Regions from separate parts of the Homo sapiens genome. Here region 2 is linked to region 1. Evidence: chromatin contacts called from ENCODE Hi-C or POLR2A ChIA-PET data. All regions are on one chromosome and are shown on one strand. Each heading gives the region's core, a stretch centred on a gene start or an enhancer-like site at or near the end of the contact. The rest is flanking DNA. Distances are from core to core; before and after follow the strand shown. Region 1 has its middle 6.1 kb from the start of LIPH. Region 2 overlaps SENP2 (SUMO specific peptidase 2).

Region 1 (6,004 bases), core at 1,243-3,742:
CTAGGCTGCTTCACACTCCTTTGCCCACCTTAGGCTAGTAAGGTTGGGGTGCACATGGACTGTTTTTTACCGCTTTCCCTAGGGGGCCAGGGAAGACAACAAATTGCTTGTCAACTGAGACATGCGAGGGGTGGCAGGGAAGGGCAGAAGTAGGAAAAGCAGCAGCAGGCCACTTCCTGGGCACAGTTACTAAGGCACGTGACCGTGGTGAGGCGGATCCTCAGGACCTGGCTGGAGCTGCCTGCTCTGTGCCTTTTGGCCTCCCCTCCGTCACCATAAACCCAGAAAGGGGTAACCTGCCCAGACTGCCAGTGACCAAATGGGCACTCCCTGGCATCTTAGCAACTCTCCTGCCCCAGGCCTCTGTAGGCAGCAAGAAAGCTACAGCTAGCTGGAATAAAACCCAGGAGGCAGCATGCAAACTCCCCTCGTACTCCAGAAAAACAGAAAAAAGACAAGGCCAGAAAGGCTGATGCTGGAAATAGGAAATGGGAACTTGCATATTAGGAGGACAATCATAATCAGCCACTTTCCTTCCCTCCTGGAGGCACCCCTCCAGCAGGGAAGTTGGTTGAGAGACGTGGTCACCCGATCATACCGATGTTCGCTGACCAGGGGGTCTTATCTAAGAACTGTCCCTTGGGCGGCCTCTAGTCTCCTTAAGGGGGATGGGAGGTGCTGTTGGCCGAACGAACGGGGCCAACAAACGCAGGTCCCTTGAAGGGTGGAGGAAAGGAGGGCAATGGGTTTTCTATAGGGGGAGGAAAAGGCTCCGGTCGCCTTATCCTTACTAGAAAAAATGTCCTCCTTAGGCCTCTCTACAGAAGGGAATGAAGTAGAGAGAGGAGCACTGCCCCGCCCCCGCTGTTCTGGTTCCTGTCTTTCCTCACTAGAAAAAATCTCTTCCTTATTCCCCATAGAAGGGAATGAAGTGGAGAGAGGAATCCCTCCCTTTAAATCTTCTGAATTATTTTCAGGTGGAGATAATGGGCCGTCTAACCGCGATCTGGCAGATAAAGAGGATACAACGCAGAGTGTACCAGCGCCCAGGTGGTCAAAATAGTAAAATTAGTAAAATGACCTTGCTCATATCCTCTTTTCAGGCAGCGACCTACCTGCTCCCATAGCTCTAAATCTAAGGTTCCTTGATCAGGAAACCAAGGACATTCCTGCCGAATTAAAAGCATGAGCTTGTGTAGAGCTCCAGGCTCTACAGTGCACTGGACAGCCTTAAATAGCTGTTGCACTGTTTTAAAAATACTTTCTGGGCCGGGCGCAGTGGTTCACACCTGTAATCCCAGCACTTTGGGAGGCGGAGGCGGGCGGATCACGAGGTCGGGAGGTCGAGATCACTCTGGCTAACGCGGTGAAACCCCGTCTCTACTAGGCTGGCAGGCGCCTGTAGTCCCAGCTACTCGGGAGGCTGAGGCAGGAGAATGGTGTGAACCCGGGAGGCGGAGCTTGCAGTGAGCGGAGATCGCGCCACTGCACTCCAGCCTGGGCGGCAGAGCGAGACTCCATATCAAAACAAACAAACAAACAAAAAAAACTTTCTGTTCTTTGGTCATTTCCTGACCCATGATAACTCAACACCTGATATTTTACGTGTGGGTCGTGTCCTCCTGATAGGAGTCAGGAATCTCTCCCTTTAAATCTTCTGAATTCTTTTCAGGTGGAGATTCACCGAAAATTGATGAGCTCTCCTCCTTCACACGTAACTTTAAGGCGATCATGTCGGGGACACCACTTGCAGAGCTTATAGTTTACAATGAATGCCACGAAATGGGTTCTCAGACAATTCCAGCTGAGCGGGGCGGGGGGCAGCTCTTATTTATTTTTTAACTATACTTTAAGTTTTGGGTTACATGTGCAGAACGTGCAGTTTTGTTACACAGGTATACACGTGCCCTGGTTTGCTGCACCCATCAACCCGTCACCTACATTAGGTATTTCTCCTAATGTTATCCCTCCCCTAGCCCCCCACTCCACCACAGGCCCCGATGTGTGAACAGACGCTTCTCAAAAGAAGACATTTATGCAGCCAACAGACACGAGAAAAGATCATCACTGGTCATTAGAGAAATGCAAATCAAAACCACGATGAGATACCATCTCACGCCAGTTAGAATGGGGGGTGGCTCTTCTTTTTTTTTTTTTTTTTTTGAGACGGAGTCGCTCTGTTGCCCAGGCTGGAGTGCAGTGGCATGATCTCGGCTCACTGCAACCTCTGCCTCCTGGGTTCAAGCAATTCTCTGCCTCAGCCTCCCGAGTAGCTGGGATTACAGGCACCTGCCACCACGCCCGGCTAATTTTTTTGTATTTTTAGTAGAGACGGGGTTTCATCATCTTGACCAGGCTGGTCTTGAATCGTGATCCACCCCTCTCCGTCTCCCAAAGTGCTAGGATTACAGGCGTGAGCCACCGCGCCCGGCATTGCGGGGTAGCTCTTCTAAGAGAGTCCGCCCCGGCATCCGTCCGCCAAGTATTTATTGAAAGGGCTTGTTAAACCACAAACATCCACTAGATGGCGTTTTTGAGGTCGGGTCGTGAGGCACCTGTGGCCTTGTAAAAGCACTCAAACTGCATTCTCAGGAGGCTGTTTTCAGCGTTCCTTATCACACCACACACTCCACTCCCTGTCCTGTTTTCAGGGTCGAGTTTCATTCTCATGCACAAATAACATACACACAGCGCCTCAGTATTTTTCCATGCCCCGACCTCAAATGCCTTGTACATAAGCTTGACTATGTTGCCTTGCGCCCCCCACAGTTGGCATCACAGGCATGAGCCACCATGCTGGCCTATATTAGCATTATTATTACCATTTTCATTGTTAATGTGTCTATCTTCTTGAGGGAAGGAGCATGTTCTATTTCTTCCTTATTTCTTGTACTGAGAGCTCCAGAAATGTTCCATAAATGAGGGAATGATGAAATGAAACAAATAAATGGAATTGGGGAAAGTTACCCTTATCTCTTTGCAGGATATGAATTGAAGAAACCCACTTATCTTTCCAAACTTGGACTGCAAGTGAGAAATGGCAGGGTCACTGATGTGGAAGGGAAGACCAAAGGGTGTTATAGTGAGTCATATACCAGCTTGGAGCCCTAGACCTGGGCGGGTGGGGACGTAGGTCACCTTTCTTGGCTGTTGAAACAAATGAGAGTTATAAAATCTCCACCCCTTAGTTCCATTACACTTCATACCTGTTTTTCCTGTCCATGCGTTTGGAAGCTTGCCTGTACCTTTTAAATATGTTCTCTGTAGCAAGTGACTTCTAGGTTTAATAAAGAAGAAGAAAAACCCATAGGTTTCTAGATTGGAAACTAGGAAAACTGTGGTATTCTTGAGTTGTAATCAGGAGGTCATAGAATTGAGAAAATAGTAATTAACTGATTGGAAATGAAGAAATGCTTTTTCTTAGAATACTTTTGAATAAATTATTTCAAATGATTATGAGTTGACTCATCTTTTAAAATTGTGGAAAAGTTCTTTTTTTTTTTTTTTGAGACTGAGTCTTGCTCTGTTGTGCAGACTGGAATGCAGTGGCGCAATCTCGGTTCACTGCAACCTCCACCTCCCGGGTTCAAGCGATTCTCCTGCCTCAGCCTCCCGAGTAGCTGGGATTACAGGCGCCTGCCACGATGCCCAGCTAATTTGTGTGTGTGTGTGTGTGTGTGTGTGTGTGTGTGTGTATATTTGAGACGGAGTTTCACTCTTGTTTCCCAGGCTGGAGTGCAATGGCACAACCTCAGCTCACCACAACCTCTGCCTCCCAACCTCTACCTCCTGGGTTCAAGCAATTCTCCTGTCTCAGCCTCCCAAGTAGCTGGGATTATAGGCATAAGCCACCACACCTGGTGAATTTTTTTGTATTTTTAGTAGAGACGGGATTTCATCATATTGGTGAGGCTGGTCTCGAACTCCTGACCTCAGGTGATCCACCCACCTCAGCCTCCCAAAGTGCTGGGATTACAGACATAAGCCACCACGCCCAGCCTGGAAAACTTTATTTTGAAATAATTTTTGGGTCGGGCCTGGTGGCATACACCTGTAATCCCAGGACTTTGGGAGGCCGAGGAGAGTGGATCACCTGAGTCCAGGAGTTTGAGACCAGCCTGGCCAACATGGCAAAACGCTGTCTCTACTAAAAAATACAAAAATTAGCTCTGCGTGGTGGCACATGCCTGTAATCCCAGCTACTCAGGAGGCTGAGGGGCAGGAGGATAGCTAGAAACTGGGAGGCGGAGGTTGTGGTGAACCGAGGTTGCACCACTACACTCTAGCCTGGGCTACAGAGCAAGACTGTCACAAAAAAAAAAAAAAGAAAACTAAAAGAAAATAAAAATAATTATTGGTTCTCAGAAAGTTACAAAAATAGGTGCAGTGGCTTGTGCCTATGGTCCCAGCTACTCAGGAGGCTGAGGTGGAGGATCAGTTGAGCCCAAGAGTTGGAGGTTGTGGTGGGTGACAGGGTGAGACCTTGTCTCAAAAAAATAAAAAATCAATATAAAAATAAGCAAAACAAAAAAATTGACCCTGGTTGACAATCCACAGATCTCATTTAGAGTTTCACATGTAAATGTGTGTAGTTCTGTGCTATTTTATCACCTGTCCACCACCACATAGCCACTACCACAATTAAGATACACAATTATTTCATCACTAAAAGATGATTTTTTTTTTTTTAAGATGGAGTCTTGCTCTTGTCACCCAGGCTGGAGTGCAATGGCACAATATCGGCTCACTGCAACCTCTACCTCCTGGGTTCAAGCAATTCTTCTGCCTCAGCCTTCCGAGTAGTTGGGATTACAGGCACCTGCCACCACACCCAGCTAACTTTTGTATTTTTAGTAGAGTCGGGGTTTCACCATGTTGGCCAGGCTCGTCTCCAACTCCTGACAAAGGTGATCCACCTGCCTCGGCCTTCCAAAGTGCTGGGATTACAGGCATGAGCCTGGCCAACTAAAAGATTCTTCTACAGTCAAACCCATTCTCCTCTCCTCCCTGCCTCTCCTCTCCCCATTCTCGGGAATGTTTTATGTTTTCTTATATTTGATATTTCTCACTATTGCAAAAAAATAAGGGACAGATTCTCCCATCGATTTTTGTGCTGTTCTGAAAGCCTAAAATAGAAAGGAGCACGTTAAGAAGTTAGAGACCTTCTGTGCCCACCAGCAGGAAAATCGTTAATAGTAACACAAAGAGGCCAGGCACGGTGGCTCATGCCTGTAATCCCAGCACTTTGAGAGGCTAAGGCGGGAGGACTGCTTGAGTCCAGGGGTTTGAGACCAGCCTGGGCAACACTGTGAGACACCATCTCTACAAAAACATTAAAAAATTAGCAGGGCATGGTGACATGTGCCTGTGACCCCAGCTCCTCAGGAGGCTGAGGTGGGAGAATCCCTTAAGCCCAGGAGGTCAAGACCAGTGAGCTGTGATGGAGTCACTGCACTCAAGTCTGGATGACAGAGTGAGACCCTGTTTCAAAAACAACAACAACAACAAAAAGTAACACAAAGAATCCTCCCAACAGAAATGATTCCCTTTCCTATAATTGGATAGTTTCCAGGAAAATGTACATTAGCTCTGTGTAGATAAGCACTTGGCATGGTACTTAAAACTCACAGGACCTAACAAATATTTATCAGGCAAGTACACTGATTGAACAGGGAGCAAGGAATTCCCTAACAGGTTCCTAAAAGAGATGTGAAACAAGTCTCCATTTGTTCCAGAGGGCAGTTGTTTTCAAATTAGTAAAGCTTACAGCAATAAAAGCAAATTTTTCTCTAAACTAAACAAAAGCTGAGCGAAAAATAGACAGGCTAACAGGCCATCTATTTGGTTTTTCTTTTTTTTTTGTTGTCAAGACAGAGTCTCACTCTGTCGCCCAGGCTGGAGTGCAGTGGCGCGATCTTGGCTCACTGCAACCTCCACCTCCCAGATTCAAGCGATTCTCCTGCCTCAGCCTTCCAAGTAGCTGGGATTATAGGCGTTTGCCACC
Region 2 (6,453 bases), core at 175-2,674, 71 kb before region 1:
GAGCCGTCCGGAAGAGTGTAGGTTAATGGAAAGCTCAGTGAGAACTGCTCTGAAGAAGCCCCTCAAAATAATACATTAAGCTCAGCATCATTCACGTGGGCGGAATACAAACTGACATTCCTAACAGGACTTACCTAGCATGGACTCGATCTTAACCATGGTACCAAACTCTCAAGTGAAGCACACTGATGCCTGGTGAAAGCCAGGCGTTTGGTATGATGCTGACCTAGTGAACCTCTGGCCTTTTTGGCTGTGCTCATTACCTGGTCCCAGCACTCACTGGCACAATGCCAGGAGCCCAGAGAAAGGAGCAGGGGCTGCGGGGGGGGGGGGGGGAGGGGGAAGGGGGGAGGGAGGGTGGGGAAAGGGGAGAAGGGGGGAGGGTGGGGGAAAGGGGGAGGGTGGGTGTTAGGGAGAGAGGGAGGGGGAGGGAGGGGGAGGGGGGGGAGGGAGGGAGGGGGGAGGGAGGGAGGGGGAGGGGAGAGGGAGGGAGGGGGAGTGGGAGGGGGGGGGGAGAGGTGTGGTACAACCTGCTCCCGCTTCAGTCATCACCCACCACATGGCCTCTGGCTGACCATCCAGTAGGCCCAGCATTTTCCATCCACACCACAGGCCCCATGTCCTAAACCAGGAGTTTTACAAGTCTCAGGGAACTGGCTGCAATAGCTGTAACCAGTATACCTCTGGGACCAGCAGCCGGAGCACTGCAAATGGCAGGCGTGTAGATTCATAGGTAACACGTGCACAATTTTTCCAGTTTTACCTCTTGCTTTTATGAACCAGAACAAGTCTGGGAGGTTTAAGTAGGGAGAGGGTTAGAAATCATTTCAGCATATACTTTTTTAGGTTCTGCCAGACCACCTTTTATTACATCAGAAAAGCAACACTAGGCACTAGATCTTGCAAAATATGTTCTGACCAACTCTAAACTGTCTGAAGTTATAACCATATCAGTAAGGTTTTTAATGAACAAAAAAGTTAAATACAAACTTTCATATGCAAAATAGATTATTGTATAACTGGCAACCTCAGAGCCAAGTACTAAATTTTCTTCCACAAATTTCAGTGGGGATGGAGTGGGGAGATGTTAGTCTTAATGAGTAGAAAACTTAATTTAGACTTAATATATAGAAAACAAAAACTCTGAGGAAAAATAGCTTTAAATTGAATAGTATCTTTTGAAATAAACAGCTCAGGCCAGCCCCTACAATTCTGAGGTTTATACTCAACCAGATCTGGGATGAAAATGAAGATTTAGGGTTTACAGTTACTTCAAATCCATGAATCCAGTTTGAAGACTAAGCCAAGTCACCACATTTCCAGAAGGGGAAGTCTCTTTAAGGTGACCACAACACTCTTCGGAAGATGCTTGGATAATCAGAGTCCCTTGGGCACAGTTCCACTGTTCACGGCACTGTGCCAACGCTGTAGTGTCAGACTTCCTCTGAAAGGCAACAGGAGCCCTATCCCACAGCATTTTCATTTCTCCCAGCATTTTTTGAGCCTCAAAAAAACAAAAACAAAAAAAATCCCAAACCCTCCAGCTTCATGTTGGCAGTTACTGCTCCAGCTCCACTTCCTTCCGCCCCCAGTGAGAGTTCCCTCCTGCTCTTCAGCAGGGAGTGGCAGCTTGAGTAACATTCCTTTCAGAAATAAATAGTTCAAACAAGTAATTTAGAGCTAACTGTAAAAGAGCAGCAGTAAATGACCACTGCCCATTATGTTTGCAAACGAGTGAGTGAATGAATACGCTGAACAAACACACAGAAACAAACAATTCACAGAATAAATCCTGCATTTCCCACATTCATAGGGAAAAGAATCTCTTAAAAAAAATATTAGTTAGCGTTTGTTCTTGTGTGGGTTGAACAGTCCAAAGCTCTGAGCAGGCACAGCCTTACAAACAGGATTGCAAGCAGCCCTCTGCACCCCAAGTCAGGACTAGAGTACAGTGAGAGGCCTTCATGCACTTTTGACAGCTCAGTACCTGTGAGAACAGAAGTGATGCAGGGACTTTTTAACCCACAATGCATGAGGTATATGGAAATGTCTGTGAAAGAACCACCAGCAGCTAGAGGGACCAGGCAAAGTTTTCTCACAGCAACTGCTGATGAAGGATTTCCCACACCATCTTCTTCCGGAAGAGAGGCATCTGGTGCTGCAAAGAACCCCATAAACAACGCCCGCATTACATATTAATGTGCATGGCAGCACAACCTTCAGGTGTAATCATGTAATAAAGCAGGATGTCCATGTGCTTTTTCTAAGTGTTGACATTTTTACATCATGGAACATACTTATAAAACCATTTTTAACAGTTCATAATTACATGATATGTACCATAAGCACTTTTTTTTTTTTTTTGAGATGGAGTCTTGCTGTGTCACCCAGGCTGGAGTGCAGTGGCGCGATCTGCTCACTGCAACCTCTGCCTCCTGGGTTCGAGCGATTCTTGTCCCTCAGTCTCCAGCGTAGCTGGGACTACAGGTATGTGCCAGCACACCCGGCTTATTTTTTATATTTTTAGTAGAGACAGGGTTTCACCATGTTGGCCAGGCTGGTCTTGACCTCCTAACTGCAGGTGATCCGCCCGCCTCAGCATCCCAAAGTGCTGAGATTATTTATAGGCAAAAGCCACCACAGGCGGCCTACCATAAGCATTTTTATATGTTAAGGAAAACCAAAGCAGGATGTAGAATTATACAGTATAGTACAACTTCACAGTCCTGCAAATATCCACGTGGTGGCACAATAGGCAACTTTTCTACTTATATGAATTTTCAAAACATTCTAAAATGAACATATTCTGTTTTTTTATGAGAAAAACGTATTTATTTAAATAAAAAACAACAAAATCTACAAGTTTCTTTCTGCTCTACCAGGCGTTGTACATTGCCAATTCTGTTCAAACAGCAACTTCTCCCTTTAAAATCTCATCTTATTAGGTTCAGAGAACAGCCAACTGCTTTGCTATTTGGCAACATGAAACAATGAGATGTTTTGCTTAATAAATGATTCTGCTTTAACTGAGAATCACTACATGGGCAATTTGCAAAGCAGCAACACAAAAAGCAACTCCAAAATTACCCGTAGTACAACTAGTCCTTCTAGTGTATACGGAAGTTCACATTCTTGGCCAGGCGCGGTGGCTCACGCCTGTAATCCCAGCACTTTGGGAGGCCAAGGTGGGCATATCACCTGAGGCCAGGAGTTCGAAACCAGCCTGACCAACATGGAGAAACCCCGTCTCTACTAAAAATACAAAATTAGCCAGGGGTGGTGGCGCATTCCTGTAATCACGGTTACTTGGGAGGCTGAAGCGGAAGACTTGCTTGAACCCGGGAGGCGGAGGTTGCAGTGAGCTGAGATTGCGCCATTGCACTCCAGCCTGGGCAACAAGAACGAAACTCCGTCTCAAACAAAAAAAGAAGTTCACATTATTGAGGCACTCCTGATGTATCATTATAAATAGTTGGATGTCCCTTACTATAAACTAGTGATGTCACCGGGCGTGGTGGCACATGCCTGTAATCCCAGCACTTTGGAAGGCCAAGGCAGGTGGATCACCTGAGGTCAGGAGTTCAAGACCAGCCTGGCCAATATGGTGAAACCCTGTCTCTACTAAAAATACAAAAATTAGCCAGGCATGGTGGTACATGCCTGTAGTCCCAGCTACTGGGGAGGCTGAGGCAGAAGAATCGCTTGAACCTGAGAGGGAGGTTGCAGTGAGCCAAGATCACACCACACTGCACTCCAGCCTGGGCAACAGAGCAAGACTCCATCTCAAAATAATAATAATAATAATAATAAACTAGTGATGTCCTCCCTAGGGGTGGGGGCTAAAAAGTCTTAACACATGATTCTTAAATTATTTTAAATAGTTCAAAACATCTAGTAAAAACTGCACATTTGCTCTTAGTAAAACTGCTGAGACTAAGCAATAAATGCCTTTATTTTTTACTGGAATTATATTAATTCAGCACGGGAGTCCTAGTTACTTCACGTAATAGAGTTTGTATTACAGTTTGTATTCATGGAATACATACAGTTTGCTTGGTAGACAACATCTATCAAAATAAGGTCTGTGGATGAAAAATATTCTTTAATGAGGTTGTCCTCAGTTGTAAAAAGGTTGAGAATCCACTGTTACAAATTCTCAAGAATTCCCAACATACTTGAGTTTCCAATCAAATGCAAAGCCATGGAGAATTAAACAAAAGAGCAGAACAGGCCAGGCGCGGTGGCTCACGCCTGTAATCCCAGCACTTTGGGAGGCTGAGGCAGGTGGATCACGAGGTCAGGAGTTCGAGACCAGCCTGGCCAACACGGTGAAACCCCATCTCTGCTAAAAATACAAAAATTAGCTGGGCATGGTGGCGCATGCCTGTAGTCCCAGCTACTGGGGAGGCTGAGGCAGGAGTATTGCTTGAACCCAGAAGGCAGAGGTTGTAGTGAGCTGAGATCGTGCCACTGCACTCCAGCCTGGGCAACAAAGCGAGACTCCATCTCAAAAACAAAACAAAACAAAACAAACACAAAAGAGCAGAACAGAAAGGAAAAGCAGTATTCACAAGTTACATCTTAGACCTGTGGCTTCAGTTCTCACAGGCCGATTTTTCCCTTGCTATTAAACACTGACATACCTCTTTCTTTGGCTAGAAATAATAATACACAGGAACCAATGAATGCCACAGTTCAGAGATTTGCAAATTGTGCCCATTGTGTCACCAAAGACTAGGATAAACCTGAGAGCAGATAAAATAACCCTGATTCTGGCAGGAGTAGGGCTAAAACCAAGATTTACAGCAATAAGAATAGCACAGCTACTACTATTTTTTTTTTTTTTTTTTTTTTTTGAGACAGGGTTTCTCTCCTGTTGCCCCAGGCGGCTGAAGTGCAATGGCACGATCTCGGCTCACCACAACCTCCACCTCCCGGGTTCAAGCAATTCTCCTGCCTCAGCCTGCCTCCCTAGTAGCTGGGATTACAGGCATGCACCACCACGTGGCTAATTTTTTGTATTTTTAGTAGAGACATGGTTTCTCCATGTTGGTCAGGCTGGTCTCGAACTCCTGACCTCAGGTGATCCACCTGCCTCGGCCTCCCAAAGTGCTGGGATTACAGGCATGAGCCCAGCTACTACTATTTATTTTATTTATTTATTTTTGAGACAGAGTCTCGCTCTGTCACCCAGGCTGGAGTGCACTGGTGCGACCTCGGCTCACTGCAACCTCCACCTCCTGGGTTCAAGTGATTCTCCTGCCTCAGTCTCCTGAGTAGCTGGGATTATAGGCATGCACCACCACGCCTGGCTAATTTTTGTATTTTTAGTAGAGATGGGGTTTCACCATGTTGGCCAGGCTGGTCTTGAACTCCTGACCTCAGGTGGTCCACCCGCCTCGGCCTCCCAAAGTGCTGGGATTACAGGTGTGAGCCACCACGCCTGGCCAGCTACTACTATTGAGAGCTGAATGTGTGCCAGGCACTGGCCAAGTGCCTTATCTTGCTTAGTAACAAGTAAATGGATGAAGAGGGTCTTCACTCACCTGAGTAAATGTGATAGGTTTGTCCCTAGAAATATAATCTGCATATTTACAAGTAAACATTCCACAATCACTCCCATTCAGCTGTTGAGGAATCTCCTAAAATTACAAAGAAAAAAGAAGAGAGGAAAGGGTAAAACATCATTAAATACAAATTCCTTGGACTTTTTCTAAATATTGCTGTAAACAATATTATAAAGGTAAATATTAAATCAGGTATTACCTAAACACACAGTCATATACAAAAAACACAATTATTCTTACTCTATGTGGTATAAAACATAGATCATAGCAAGGGAAAAACAGGCCTTGTGAGAACTGAAGCCACAGGTCTAAGATGTAACTTGTGAATACTGCTTTTCCTTTCTGTTCTGTTCTTCTGTTTAATTCTCCATGGCTCTGCATTTGATTGGAAACCCTAACTATGAGATGGAGTGCATGACCCGACCCCACAGGAAATGCTTTTCAGAAGAGAAAAACACAAAGTGAGAGTTGCATCTCTCAGCTCCCATTCCAAGAAACCAAACTGAAAGGAGGTTTACTACCAGGGATGCTAGTCAGAATTATTTCAGAAGCATTTATCAATTTTAAAAAGGGCCAAGTGTGGTCAATCGGAAATGTAACTTCTCTAGCTAAGAAAATAAGACTACTGCTTTGGACCCTACAGCTTCAAGGTGGACAGAGAGAAGTTCTGGATAGGCTTTAACCAATTAGGATCTTGCCTTGATGGATCAGTTCTGCCGTAAGGCAAAAACACTTGGTACAAGCAGCACTAAGAGCATAATAAGCCAAAGGTGGTGGATTCTAACCCCACTGAGCTCACACCTTCTCCAGGCCTGTGTTGCCCTAATCTTGGCAGTCCCTGACACACTCTGGCTGTCAGTCACAATTAGCGCAAGTTATTGCTGGA

What was found. A loop is a pair of places that touch in the nucleus more often than their neighbours do. ChIA-PET counts read pairs that join two places held with the same protein, here RNA polymerase II (POLR2A). Pooled maps may share reads with other maps.
Region 2: a loop to region 1 is called in a pooled map, with 2.9 times the contacts of the local background. The contact joins two enhancer-like sites. A Hi-C loop is called at or near these places in 1 of 50 pooled maps. POLR2A ChIA-PET finds 5 or more read pairs at or near these places in 5 of 52 experiments (BJ, Caco-2, H1 and 2 more).

Annotation. Positions count from the first base shown.
Region 1 is chr3:185,555,724-185,561,727 of GRCh38, reverse strand. No RefSeq gene overlaps it. Among named protein-coding and RNA genes, the nearest start is that of LIPH, 6.1 kb to the right of the region's middle. Within about 2 kb of position 2,492, at least 16 of the 41 ENCODE cell types and tissues checked have a DNase peak (open chromatin) inside an H3K27ac peak, as active enhancers do.
Region 2 is chr3:185,625,487-185,631,939 of GRCh38, reverse strand. It overlaps SENP2 (SUMO specific peptidase 2), which reads right to left. Exons shown (of 17, transcript NM_021627.3): 16 at 5,547-5,642; 17 at 1-2,158. The coding sequence ends at 2,096. Among named protein-coding and RNA genes, the nearest start is that of SENP2, 42 kb to the right of the region's middle. Within about 2 kb of position 1,424, at least 15 of the 41 ENCODE cell types and tissues checked have a DNase peak (open chromatin) inside an H3K27ac peak, as active enhancers do.